Linked DNA regions of Homo sapiens: region 2 is linked to region 1. A link is a loop called in an ENCODE intact Hi-C map of the cell type or tissue named here. Cell type or tissue: CD14-positive monocyte. All regions are shown on one strand. Each heading gives the region's core, and the rest is flanking DNA. Links, peaks and the distances in the headings are about the cores only.

Region 1 (2,918 bases), core at 102-2,601:
CAGGTATTTATTAGAGAGCACTGATACTATAATTCCAACACTTCACATGCCTTTTATCTCCTCTCACTGTCTTTATCAGGCAACCAAAAATCTAGAGTGATCTAATATACATCAGGGTGCCTTGCTCTCTGCAAGCAAGGAATGAGAGGCAGACAATGGCTTCCACCATTCTCCCTGACCGTCTCCAACAGCCCCTTCCCAATCTGGCCACTTCCTTCCAACCCAGGCTGTTTTTTAGGAATGTGTCCAACTTAACTGTGAATGCAAAAATTATGACGTTTATCCTGCCTCTTCAGGGGAGAGGTTGGAGCTTTCATGTCTGCTATTAGTAATCCCCCCACACATTCAAATTCATTTTTGCTTTTCTCAGGTTCTAGCACACCTCCCCAATTTTCTGCTTGACTTAAATGCACAGTAAAAAGAGATTTTTGAATCAGACAGAGGATGAATTAGAATCATATCCAGTTATTTGACCGCTCATCTGTTTCCTCATTTAGAAAGTGGAAGTCGCAATGTCAATTGCAAAGGGAAATGTGAGGATGAATTCAGATTGTTTATGTAAAACACCTAGTGTCTGACACATGGCAGCTACTAATAATGGGGTTGCTTTAGCTGCGGTTATTATTATTACTATTATTCATAAGTGAAGCCGGGTAGCTGTTGCCAACCCAACCCAGTTACTCAATCGCTAGGCTGCCCCATGTTAAGTGCAAGTAATAAGATATCTGCTGTCTAGTTCACGAGGCAGGGTGTATACAATCCTTTCGGTCCTCTTAGAAATTGTCATTTGTCTAACCCTTGCCCCTTAAGGGGGGAGACCTCTAAGAGCACACCCTCAGGAAAGACCAGGAGAAAGTTCACTTTCTCAGCCCAACTTCCTCATACCTCCCAAGATTCACACCTCACCAGATCCTGATCTCCTTGCCCCCTATGGGGAAAGGAACAGGCTGATTGCAGGGAATTACAAATATTACATAACGAATACTTATGTTTAATCCTCCTCGGGCTCTTCAAATGACTTTCTTGTTCCTGTTGCTTCTAATTTACAAACATCCTCTTCTTAAAAGGGGGAAGGGCTGGAGGGGCCAATGACAGAATATAATCCACCAAGTGAGGCCACTTAAATGAGTCACAGAAAACATTCCCTCCCTGATAGGCTGTTGGGAATTCAGCAGCATTTTGTCTCCTTGGGTTGCTCTGTAACCCCTAAAGTCAAGTCTGATTTCCTCTGCCCAGCTCACACTCTCTGTCTCAATGACCCCTCCCACGGCACCTCTACCTGGGCCCATGCATCACAGCCCTGGTGGTGTGTGCGAGTGCCTGGCCCCTGGATCCACCTGACCATATGCCCTGCCCATTGCAGGCTGGAAGAATGGATGTGAGAATCAAGCAAAAGAGCGACTCTCTTTCATCTTAGATTTTTGTGATGGTGCCCTCCCTGTCTTTTCACCACGGAAAGAAGCAAAATGTCTTGAGTTAGCAAGCGGTCTTGTGCAAAACACACAGTTCTCTCTGTTTTTAGCTGCTGTATCCAGCCAGAAGGAGGGGCTGTTTAGCTTAAGCTACAACTTCTCCATCTTTTCACTGGCCCATTATTTGTCAGGTTTTACTAATATCATTCACTGTCAGTTTAGAGGGGCTTCCATTATTTTCAATGGCCTTCCCCCCAACACAGGTGAAAACAGAATGAGTTATCTTCTTGAGTTTCTGGGCTGAATCATCCCTAGTTACCCAGTCTTTACACTGTGCTAGATACCTCCTGCCCCCAGGGAAACCCTCAGTCTGGGAGGAGGCGATCACTGAGGTCTTTATGAAAAAGCCATTAGTGGTAACTAATGGGTAAATGTCTGGGCATTTATCAAATAGCAGAGTATAATAAACAGAAGAACCCCTGCTCCTGAAACTTCCACCCACCCATTACTTGCAAGGTAGCTTGTGGGGAGATTCATTCTCTGCCCCATTGTGAATCTTGCTTCATACAAAGGCACTGAAAAAAATACCATTTATGAGAATTTATACCATTGGAAGTATTGGTGGCTACTACTTATTTCTTAGCAGTGTGTTTCACTAAAACAATAGTAGACTTCTCCCTCAGCCCTCTCTAAAATGATATGGGTGGCACTCTCCAGTGGAAAGCATACCCCTAGTCCTAGTGAGGCAGCGCAAACCAAGATGCAGAGAATCACAGCATTGCAATTCTGAATACTTTGAAGCAAGACCCGCTTTTTGCAGAGCATTTGGTGCACTGAGCAGTTCCAAAGTTGTAGGGGAACGCTCATAACAGCGTTCATTTGTGGTGCTTAGACTCCCAGACCTAGGCCAGCAGAGCTTATCAATTCATTGCATTTTTAAAGAACAGGCCGTCCACTGACTTCTATGTGGATGCCAGGAACACATTTCTGTACCCACCACTGTGAGTGGAGGATGATCTCCTTCTTAAGCCTCATCTACCTAACATACATGGCACAGGGGCAGTTAGGGGCTGGGTGGGAAACTGAGGAAGGTATAGGACCCATGTATGTTGACTCTGGAGAGAAGTATTATTAAGAGAAATGGAGATCAGCACCTCGGAGCCACACACAGGTCTCTGATATCCCTTTTCTGTTCTTCTTTCTGCCCTAACGGACAGGCTTGCAGTTCCCTACCTCTGACCACCATCTTTTGTTTCTGATCACTGTTCCTCCTTTTCTTTCTGCATTGCCCAGACCACACTAGAGCAGAGGTGTCTTTGTGCTCCTAGCTCTAATGCAAACCTCACAAACACTGACCATTCAGTATTCAGATAAAGTTCTTAGCTAACAGAATAGCTAATATAGTCAGTAGAAATAACCCTGAGGGAGTTCGAGATCATCCTGGCTAACGTGGTGAAACCTAGTATCAATTAAAAATACAAGAAATTAGCCGGGCGTGGTGGTGCA
Region 2 (2,918 bases), core at 294-2,793, 54 kb after region 1:
CCCAAATCTCCTTATTTATTGACATTTTCTTCTAAGAATTGGTATAAAATTGCAAGTATAACTTAAATTTTATTTAAAATACTTACAATAAAATTATTTTTATAATTTCATTACATTCCCAAGATAAAATCATAATCTTTTTAACTGCTTATTATGAAATTTTCACTCTTATTTTAATTAACTTCACATGATCATTTTCTAGTACTGTTATCTTGGTTTAACAAAAACTTCCTGATCGTTCATATAGAAGACAAAAAATAGAATGACACTGTCCAATAGAAACATAACGTGACCCACTCATGCAATTTTAAATTTTCTAGGAAACACGTTAAAAATTTTAAGAACAAATGGATGAAATTAATTTTAATATATTGATTTAACATAACTATCCAAAATATAATAACTTCAACATGTAATCGATATAAAATTATTCATGAGATTTTTAACTAAATCTTCATAATCCAGTCTGCATTTTATACTTACAGTACATCTCAATTTGAACTAGCCACATTTCAAGTTCTATATGGCTCAGGTCTGGAAGAAAATGCACCAAAATTTTGCTTTTCAAAACCCATACAAAATGGTTCATATATGAACTCGATGTGTGAAATTGCTTTCACAATTTAAAAATCTTTTTAAGTTTGGCATTTAAGTATCCCATATTTTTAGCTTTCTTTTTTCACTTGTGAAGGATGTTTTTCTATATCTCTCATTTATGTCTTAAGTATTTAACTAATATATGGCATTTTTCTGTTTCTCTTTATGTCCTTTGAGAGTTGCATTTCATTTCCTACTTTGGCTTTTCTGGTTTTCTAAGCAAATTATTTCCATTTTTTTCCATCCTTTTTACTGGTAGCCTGGCAAACTTACCACTTCTGAGATCATTTCAAAGCAACCCTTAGCCCTGCCAAGTTAATTTATTTCTACCCTTCCCTGCTTTCTCATAGATCAAGATCATTTTTTCTTATATTATTAGAACCATATTGTTTTCTTATGGAACAAACAGCTCCCTTGGACTTCTTTGTCTTTTAAAAAAATTCTTCCCAGAGAACCCTTTAAACTATTGGAATTCACTTGCTTGATGTTCCTTTTTTTTCTCTCCTACAGGATTCCTCCTTTCGTCCTTCAGAATCATACCTTTTACAATACATAAATGTATGGTTGCTTTTAACTAAGTTGCCAGGTGCAAATTCTCAAATACTCCCTGAGCATGACTACGGCATTAAGAGTTGTGTTTTCATTCCTGTAGTTTGATTTCTCTGCCACTTGTCATACATGGCTTTTTCTTTGAAGAGAGTCTAAGAACTGATTTTACATCATTTCAATATAGCCTCCTTTCAAGTCAGACATCAGCAAAAATTGTTGGGCTACGCTATTGCATTCTGTATTGAAGAACTTTGGGTAAATTGTTTAAAGAAAACTCTGGAGCTTGGTCAAGAGATTCTCTGTGTAACATTTTCTTGAGGTCAATTGCTGAATCATGCCTTTCTGAAGTCCTTAAAGTTCCTGAGTTGGTTGAGAACAGAATTGCCAGTATATAATATGATTTAAGTAAATTTGACATCTGCCCCAAATATTAGGCAACTGGCACTCATTACTGTAAGAAACGAAACTCACAAAAAGTAGAAGTGTTCCTTTAAATAATAGAATGAAACTGAAAAAAAAAAAAAGTAAAAGAAGTGGTAGGAGGAGGTACTAGGTAGCAACTTACTGAATACTCACAGATTACCAAAGTGATCCAGCCACAAATTTACGAATGCTGAAAGCTAATTCCCTCATCATCTGCTCAGAAACCTTACAGGCCACTGGCAGAAAACTAGAAGTTGGGTTGTTTCTTCCTCCCACCCACTCTACCCCCGGGGGTGGGAGTGGAGGGCTATGAATCATAGTATTTTAATGCAGAAGGTGGAAAAAATAAAATAGGACAAGCACTAGGATTTGGGATGAAATGAATTAGTGATCATTTATATTTGATATGCATTGTGGGTAAAAGTGGTGAAACAGATCAGATGAGATTATTTGGGGGAGGTTCATTATTTGTTCAAAATCTGCCCTTTGTGTGCAGGGCTTGGGAGACTGAAAGGTACTTGGAGAGTGTTGACATTCTTTATAAATGTTATGAGGTATAGAAAAAGGTAAGGAATAAAAGAGGAGAAAAAAAAGCTGGGTGAAGGAAGGGAGAGAAGGGAGGGGGAAAGAAGAGAGGGAGAAAGAAATTTCATTTACATGTATTTTATTTGAATAAGTTTTCTGGGTGAGGGTAGGGGGAGGCAAAATATTGGTTACAATTTAATTAAATCCAAAAAGCGGTTGTTGAGTACTTGCTCTCTCATAGCTTTTCCTCGGTGCTAAAGAGGGTCACAAGGCAGCACGAGTGACCAGATCTCCACATAAGGCATCACTGTGTCCTCCCTCCTGCTTCTGCAGGCCCGCAGAGGATGGCCCAGTTTTTACCCCATCACGAGGCAGGAAAGCACACCAGGATGGAGCCCAAACCAATTTGGGTGCCCTCTGAACAAGCCCAGTGGGGAGGAGACTCAGACGGCAGGAATGATTCCAGAGCTCATCTGGGGCTTACAGAGCAGACCTTGCTATTCAGTTACTGTAAGCTTACCCTGCAGTGGTCGCTGGCTATTCCCAGGATTCGCTGTCTCCTCATTAACTTCTGAAAGGGCTAGGTTGGAGCTCCTGGCAACGACTCAAACCAGAAGAGAGTGTTTAGGGAGAATGGCCTACACAGCCTATAGAAACATCATCCATTTCTATGAGGATTAATTGTAGCAGGTCACTCTCTTCCCCTAGAAAGGGTAGAGATGCCATAGGTTTAGGGAAATCCTAGTGTCTGGGGCCAAAGAAAAGAGGGGCAGAGTCAGGAGGAAGCCCAGAGAATCCGGGTTGGGGAACTAGTTACCAGCTGT

What was found. Peaks named below come from ENCODE experiments on the same cell type or tissue, not always from the same donor. Only the 100,000 strongest peaks of a DNase experiment are listed, where the experiment ranks them.
Region 2: a loop joins it to region 1, with 1.8 times the contacts of the local background. A loop is called at or near these places in 24 of 110 quality-filtered maps.

Annotation. Positions count from the first base shown.
Region 1 is chr12:13,207,258-13,210,175 of GRCh38, reverse strand. The region is part of intron 1 of EMP1 (epithelial membrane protein 1); the gene reads right to left. Among named protein-coding and RNA genes, the nearest start is that of EMP1, 12 kb to the right of the region's middle. In CD14-positive monocyte, for the core only: CTCF peaks have their summits at 1,311 and 1,511; DNase peaks (open chromatin) are centred at 615, 1,085 and 1,525; H3K27ac peaks cover 899 bases.
Region 2 is chr12:13,153,020-13,155,937 of GRCh38, reverse strand. No RefSeq gene overlaps it. Among named protein-coding and RNA genes, the nearest start is that of EMP1, 42 kb to the left of the region's middle. In CD14-positive monocyte, for the core only: no CTCF peak of the experiment used is centred there; a DNase peak (open chromatin) is centred at 1,577; H3K4me3 peaks cover 389 bases; H3K27ac peaks cover 1,129 bases.